Linked DNA regions of Homo sapiens: region 1 is linked to region 2. Evidence: chromatin contacts called from ENCODE Hi-C or POLR2A ChIA-PET data. All regions are on one chromosome and are shown on one strand. The core of a region is the stretch at or near the end of the contact, and the rest is flanking DNA. Distances in the headings are between cores, read along the strand shown. Region 1 holds the start of HNRNPF (heterogeneous nuclear ribonucleoprotein F). Region 2 holds the start of MAPK8 (mitogen-activated protein kinase 8).

Region 1 (3,442 bases), core at 188-2,687, 4.9 Mb before region 2:
GCTCCGAGGACACGCGGCGCAGCCGAGGAGGAAAAAGGGCCCGGGGCCGAGAGCTAAGGCTACGGGAACCGGGCGTGGGAGGAGGGCGGAGCCAACTCCCCACAAGGAAGTCTTGTGCAACTCTCAGGCGCCTGCAGCCACGTGAGCGCGCGGCTTTCATTTTACTCAGGTATTATTACTATTATTACTTCTTTTGAGACAAGGTCTCATTTCCGTCGCCCGGCTGGAATGCAGTGGCACAATCACTGTCACTGCAGCCTCGACCTCAGAGCAAGCGACCCTCCCGCCTCAGCCTCCCGAGTAGCTGGGACAACAGGCGCGCGCCACCACACGTGGCTAATTTTTTTTTCTTTACTTTTCAGTAGAGACAGTCTATGTTGCCCAGGCTTGTCGGGAACTCCTGGGCTCAAGAGATCCTCCCGGCTGGGCCTCCCACTGCGCCAGGCCTGTTCTCACTTTCAGAGCCCTCCGGCAGTCGCCAGCTCCCCGCCAGGGGGCCGGACTAACGCACCCGGCCGTCCGTGCCTTCCCCGCGCTTTCCTGACTCCAAAATCTCAGCCCGCGGTGCTCACCGCGTGGGACCACTGTCTGGGCGTGCGGCTCTCGACCTCCGACGCTGCGTCTCCCGATCCCAGTGGGTCCAGTTCTTGCCGGTCCCACGTACGGGCCCCTCGACCTCGAATCCCGTCACCCAAATCTCAGCGCCACGGCCCCTCATTATGTGCAGTCCTCGCTCGGTCCCAGGTTTGCGGCGCTTAAACTCAGATCGCTCTTCCCTGATCCCAAATCCCAGCCCCAGCCCAACGATCCCCACCCCAATAGGCCCAGTCCCCAGGTAGTCCGGGTACGGGGCCCTGGACTTCGGATAGTCTCCCTAATCTCAAATCCCACCCCCCGTCCCCACCCCCAGGGGGACCCGGTCCCCGCTAGGTCCCGGGTGTGCGGCCTTCGACCTCGGAGACTTCGGCCGCCCCTCACCTCGGCCTCCGAGTCTCTACACTCCCGCTCTCATATCAGGCACCCCGGTGGTCCCTTGGAGCACCTAGAGGAGGGTGGGACGCGGGGAACTTGGCAGTTGTAGCAGAGGCAGTTGAGGCTTGTTGACCATCACCATGGAAACCCCCGCCTGCGAGCACGGGGCGGAGCCTACGAGGGGCGGGGTCAGGCGCGCTGCCGGCCCCAATCCTCAGCGCCTGCCCGTCGAGCGCACGCGGCTTTGCCGGAAGCCCTCCTGCTCCCGGCGAGCCAGGCCCCGACTAGGCCCTACTGCCCGGCTCAGCCCTTTGCCCTGGACACCAGGAAACAGAAGCCCAAGGAGCCCGCGTCCCCACCCCCTGCTACCTGCCGGCGTGACAGCGATTCGGTGGCCCCCCGAACCCCACCTTGAGGAAGACGCGGCGCAGTCCTGCTTCCACGACGGAGCCGGAAGGACGCAAGGACCGCGGCAGGGCGGAGTTTCTGCGTCCGGCGTCCGGGGGCGGGGCCGCGACGGCGCATTGTGACGCGCCAGAGCTGAGCCGCCGGTTGGCCGGCTGGGCGCGGAGCAGAGCCGACACGGCTGGCGGGGGAGGCGGTGGAGGCGGACAAGCGAGGACGTTTCTGGAGAGGAGAAGGGAGGGGAGGGGAGGGGATAGGGGGAGGGGGAGGAGGAGGAGGGAGTGGAGCGGCGGGAAAGATCCCTCTGACTGCCCCTGAGGCCCTGGAGGAAGGACACTGGTGAGCCCCGCAGGACACTGAAATGTGCGCCGAAAGGACGCCTGATGGAAGACTAGGATGGGAAAAGGAAATGAGAGCCGATGGCAGGGCGTGGTGGCGCAAGCCTGTGGTCCCAGTAATTTGGGAGGCTAAGGCGGGAGAATCGCTTGAGCCCGGGAGGTCGAGGCTGCAGTGATCCGTGACTGCTCCATTGCGTCCAGCCTGGGCGACAGAGCGAGGCGCTGTCTCAAAAAATAAAATAAGGAAAGTAGTACACTGAAGGCCGGGCGCGGTGGCTCACGCCTGTAATCCCACCACTTTGGGAGGCCGAGGCGGACGGATCAGGCGGTCGGGAAATCGAGACCATCCTGGCCAACATAGTGAAACCCCTACTAAAATACAAAAAAATTAGCCAGGCGTGGTGGCGCGCGCTTGTAGTCCCAGCCACTCGGGTGGCTGAGGCAGGGGAATCGCTTGAACCCGGGAGGCGGAGCTTGCGTGAGCCGAGATCGCGCCACTGCACTCCAGCCTAGCGACAGAGCGAGACTACGTCTCAAAGAAAAAAAAAAAAAAAAGGTACACTGAGTACTCCGGAGACCGCCTAAAGGGGTCTCAGAGCAGGGCGTTAGGAGGGATTTGTCAGGTTGAAGTTGCTCAGGTGATAAATTCCGTGGTGTGAGAAGCCCCCAAACCTCAGAATGTAACTCAGACCCAGGTCGAGGGCAAGATTTTCAGTCACAGAGCACCTGAACACACAGATTTGGTGGCTAATGGCTAAGCCAGGGACAGATTTTCTTTCTTTTCTTTTTTTTTTTGATGTATTGTAGGGCTAATAATTGTAACCATTTTATTTTGGTGGATCTTCTTCATGAAGAGATGATGTCAAGGCACTCATCACAGGTTAAGCTGAACATTGTTACTATTGTTATTATTTCCAGACTGAGTATCGCCCTGTCATTCAGGCGGGAGTGCAGTGGTACAATCACGGCTCACTGCAGCCTCGACCTCCTGGGCTCAAGCGATCCTCCTGCCTCAACCTCCTGAGTAGCACCACCACTCTCGGCTAAATTTTGTATTTTTTGTAGAGGCGAGGTTTCGCTGTGTTGCCCGGGCTGGTCGGGAACTCCTGGACTCAAGCCATCCGCCCACCTACGCCTCCCAGAGTGTTGGGATTACTGGATTGAGCCACGCATCTGGCTGAACGTTATTTTTTAAATCACCAGAGAAAGTAAAGGAGTGCTCAAAATAGTGTCAGATGATGAGTGGGATGATTGTGATGAAGGAAGGAGTTTGTTAAAAGAAAAAGCTAGTTCCAAGAAAGAGAATGGAAAGAGTAAAGCAGGAGCTGTCAGAATAGGTAAAAATGTCCAAAGAGAAAACTGCATAATTTGAGGCAAAATTACAGAAAATAGTTCCTGCAAAAATCAGATAGGTATTCAGCATCATAGGAAAGGGGCGAAAATCAGATAGGTAGGTATTCTTAAGAAGTTGTGGCCGGCCGGGCGCGGTGGCTCGCGCCTGTAATCCCAAGACTTTGGGAGGCCGAGGTGGGTGGATCACCTGAGGTTAGGCGTTTGAGACCAGCCTGGGCAACATGGCGAAACCCTGTCTCTACTAAAAATACAAAAAAAAATTAGCCGGGCGTGTTGGCGCGTACCTGTAGTCCCATCTACCCTGGAGGCTGAGGCAGGAGAATCGCTTGAATCCAGGAGGTGATGGTTGCAGTGAGCCGAGATTGCACCATTGC
Region 2 (3,606 bases), core at 136-2,635:
TTAATTGGTTTCATAGTATTATGTATCCTTAACAATTTGTATTATAAAACAGTGATAATTTTGCGTTTACTATTATTACTTTCATAGTACAGTGATTAAATCTGTAAACTCTACTGTATTGCCTGGCACTGAATGGGCATGCAATAAATAATTATTGCAGGAACAAAGGATGGCAGGAAGGAAATTAAGAAGGTTGAGAGGGAGGGAGAGAGGAAATGGGAAGAGAATGAATGAATAATCATCTGTATGTTCCCTTTCAGAATCACCAGAAACAGGCCAGCCCCACATGTAATAGGAAAGTAGTTTACCTGAAATCATTCATTTATTCAACAAATATTTATATATTCATTATTAAAGTAACTTACTTGTTTCTGATTGTGAACATAACTATTCCTCTCGGAAAACATGAGAAAATACCCAAAGTATAAACGAGAACCAAGTCACCCTTTATTCCATAGTCCAATGATGAACCATTGTTAACATAATTTGGTGTATTTCTTTCCAGGTTTTTTCTATGTGTATATATAGTATCTAAGTGGGACCATTCTATATATGACTTGTTTCTTGCTTCTTTCTCTTAATGATACATTGTGAACATGTTCCTATGTTGTTAAGAATTCCTTGAACACATGGCATTTAAATTGCTAAAATGTATTCTACCGAATGGTGTAGGTAGTTCAAACGCCTTTCCACCCGTTGTTGGATATTTAAAGGACTTGTCAATTTATCGCTTCTGTAACATTTACACGCTTTGTGGGGCCTCAGAAGTAAACCAGGTAATGCAAGGAATCTGGGAAGAGGTGGATTTGCAAGGAATCTCGGAGGAGGTGGATTTTGGAAAAACTGGAGGCAGCTTTTCCCGGGCAGCTGAAGAGAACACTTATCTCTCTGTAGGTTTCTGGGACCCGGACAGGTGTCCTCAGAATGGAACATATTGTCGGTCAAGGTAACCAGCTCTTCATCACTCAGGTGTGTGTACCGGAAGGGGGTGCCTGTTCGCTGCGCAGGTTAGGCCTAAGCGCACCTGCCCTTCAACCCTGTGCCGACGAGGCCCGAAGGCTTAAGCTCTGACCTGGCTACCGCCGCCAACCAGATGCGGTCCCCTGGGGCCACGCGCCGCCACGTGCCGCCACAGGGCCCGCCCCTCCCGCTCCAGGCCACGCCCCTCACCCACAGCCCTCGGAGGCTCTCTCCGCGGCTCCGCCTCCAAGCGACCTCCGCAAGTCCTCTCGTAACCCCTGGAGTAGCGCCGTCCCCGGGCGGCGGCCCCGCCCCCGCAATCCGGGCCCCGGGGCTGCCCCGCCCCGCCGGCCGCTCGGGAGGCGCGGGGGCGGGGCCCTGCGCGATGACGTGCGCGGGCGTGCGCGGTGACGGCCCGCGTCTCTGTTACTCAGCCGAGCGGCCGAGGCCGGACGACGCGGCTTGGATTGCGGAGCCGCGAGCAGCGCTGGGTAACGGCCGCGGCGACCACCCCGGACGGCCCCTGTCCCCGCTGGCGGGCTTCCCTGTCGCCGTTCGCTGCGCTGCCGGGTGAGTGCGGCGGACGCCGCAGGGCCGGGACGGCAGGCGGCCCCGTCGTGTTTATGTTATTGTGCCGCTGCCGCCGCCGCCGCCTTCTCCTCAGCCGTAACCCCCTCCTGGGAGTGGGGGCGGGAGCGCGCGGTGGGCGGGGGCGGCGCGGGAACAATAGCGGCGCGGAGGCGGGGGCCAGCCGAGGGGGCGTGGGGCTGCGGGACCTGGGTGCGCTCCGCTGCCCGCCAGCCCGCCTGCCGCCGCGAGCCCCGCCCGCCTGTCCTCTCGCGTCCTCTTCGCGTGGGTCCTGCCTCCGCGGCGGGAGAAGAAAATGGAGCGGGGGGGTGGGTGGCAAGTTCTGAAACACTTCGGCAAGGGTCGGACGGAGGTGTCTTTGCGGCCCGCCGCGCCCTGGCTGCCTCCGGGGCGGCGGGGAGCCGGGGAGAGCGCTTCTGCCGGCAGGTCCCCAAGCCTGCCCCGCGCCCATAGGGACCGTATTTTGCTTCTCGATGCTTTCTTTGTGCTAACGTTCTGGGCGAACGCAGGCAGCAGCGCTGAAAAGGGCCAGAGTGGCCTGCAGCTCTGGGCTGCAGGGCAGAGAGCCCAGGCCCGTGGCTCGGGTGGGAGGTGTCCATCCAGCTTGGCCCGAGCTTCGGTGGTCAGCGCGCATTTCTCTTGAGGGTCATCGGTGGTGACCTTTTGACTTTTTCACCCCACCCTCCCATCTCTTTGTCTCGCATTTGTGTTCCCGATTCAGAGATGGTAGAACCAAGTCCATTTTAAAGTACCCTGATGAACACTTTCCGTTTTTATTTCTGAAAGTTCCCTGCTTGGTCTTTACTGCGAATTTAATAACATGTTGACTACATGGCATTGTCCAGTGATTACTATTTTTACCTCTGAAATCCAGCGATCTTTCCAGTAGAATTCTGGTCCGTCAGTCCATTGTGTTTTGAGATAAGCATCCAGCAAGTACCTCCTTGGCAATTAGAACATCTGTTTTTTCATTCATTCATTCATTCAGCAGCTGTTTAGTACCGTACTCAGATGAAGAGGTTTGGTGTGAAGGTAAAGTATCCTTTCATGGAAGAGGATGCTTTGACTGAAGTATAATAGATGGACCTTTAAATGAGACAGTTACATAAGTGATGTCTGTTAAGGAAGGTATGGTTATATTCTGGGTCATTTTTTAAGCAGTATATCTGGAAGTTCAAGTGTAATAGGAAGTAGAATTAGATTTGGTCTAAATATACAACAGCTTTTATTTATTTCTAAATTTTATTTTTTCCAGTCTTGCAGCCTTACAGTCATTTGTAATGGTTACCTCAGATTCCCCTGCTGTGGTTAACGTTAAACCTAGGAGGTCAGATGCTCTAAGTGAACATGTTTAGTGCTGTGCCTGACAAAAGCAAGCAATCAAAATGGGACTTCCTTGAGGGCAGGCCTGTCTTGCATCTGTTTCTCCACCACCTAGCCTGGAATATAGTAAGTGTTCAATAAAAGTCGGATTGATGAAAAGCTCTTTGTAATTGATAATATTTAAAATCAAGCCTTAAAAAAAACCGTAATGTTCTCCATAAAGTTTTGGAAGCTTCATGCAACTGTCGCATCAGATGGCTAAATGGTCAGTTCATGTACATTATCTGTTATGATGACATGGGCTTTTGAATCACGTGTAGGTCATTCACTGTCCTAAAATAAAATCTTGTCTAAATATTTTTTTAATATGATAAATAAAGTAGGTTGTGGAGTGTGTGTTTCTGTGTATGTGCTAGTTTATGTGTGTCCGTGTGTGTGCATGTACGTAATCCACACACAGGCACTCATAAACTGGTATTTCAGTAGGGGTCTAAAATGATTGCATTTATAATTTTGTGAATATTATTTGAAAGTTTTTTGGTGACTCTTATTGTGGAAAATTGAGGACAAAACCACATAAATGTTTTATTAGAAATATTTCTAATATTTTAGAAATGTTTACTTGAAATGTTTGGTTTTAAGTTCTAACTTGTATTAACACAATTGGTACAAAATATGAGCCTAAAACTCAAAATAATTGATTTATCGAAGTTAAAGCTCTTTTCCACTTACTAA

What was found. A loop is a pair of places that touch in the nucleus more often than their neighbours do. ChIA-PET counts read pairs that join two places held with the same protein, here RNA polymerase II (POLR2A). Pooled maps may share reads with other maps.
Region 1: a pooled map shows a loop between it and region 2 (22-fold over the local background). The contact joins the promoter of HNRNPF here to the promoter of MAPK8 in region 2. A Hi-C loop is called at or near these places in 1 of 37 single-sample maps with no recorded cell type and 7 of 50 pooled maps. POLR2A ChIA-PET finds 5 or more read pairs at or near these places in 1 of 52 experiments (naive thymus-derived CD4-positive, alpha-beta T cell).

The regions. Positions count from the first base shown.
Region 1 is chr10:43,407,749-43,411,190 of GRCh38, forward strand. HNRNPF (heterogeneous nuclear ribonucleoprotein F) reads right to left here and starts at 1,438. Exons shown (of 4, transcript NM_001098204.2): 1 at 1,383-1,438. RefSeq lists enhancers at 1-7, 148-197, 165-768, 208-547, 1,278-1,337 and silencers at 1,058-1,177, 1,628-1,857.
Region 2 is chr10:48,305,292-48,308,897 of GRCh38, forward strand. It overlaps MAPK8 (mitogen-activated protein kinase 8), which reads left to right and starts at 1,386. Exons shown (of 12, transcript NM_001323329.2): 1 at 1,386-1,530. RefSeq lists a silencer at 1,017-1,966.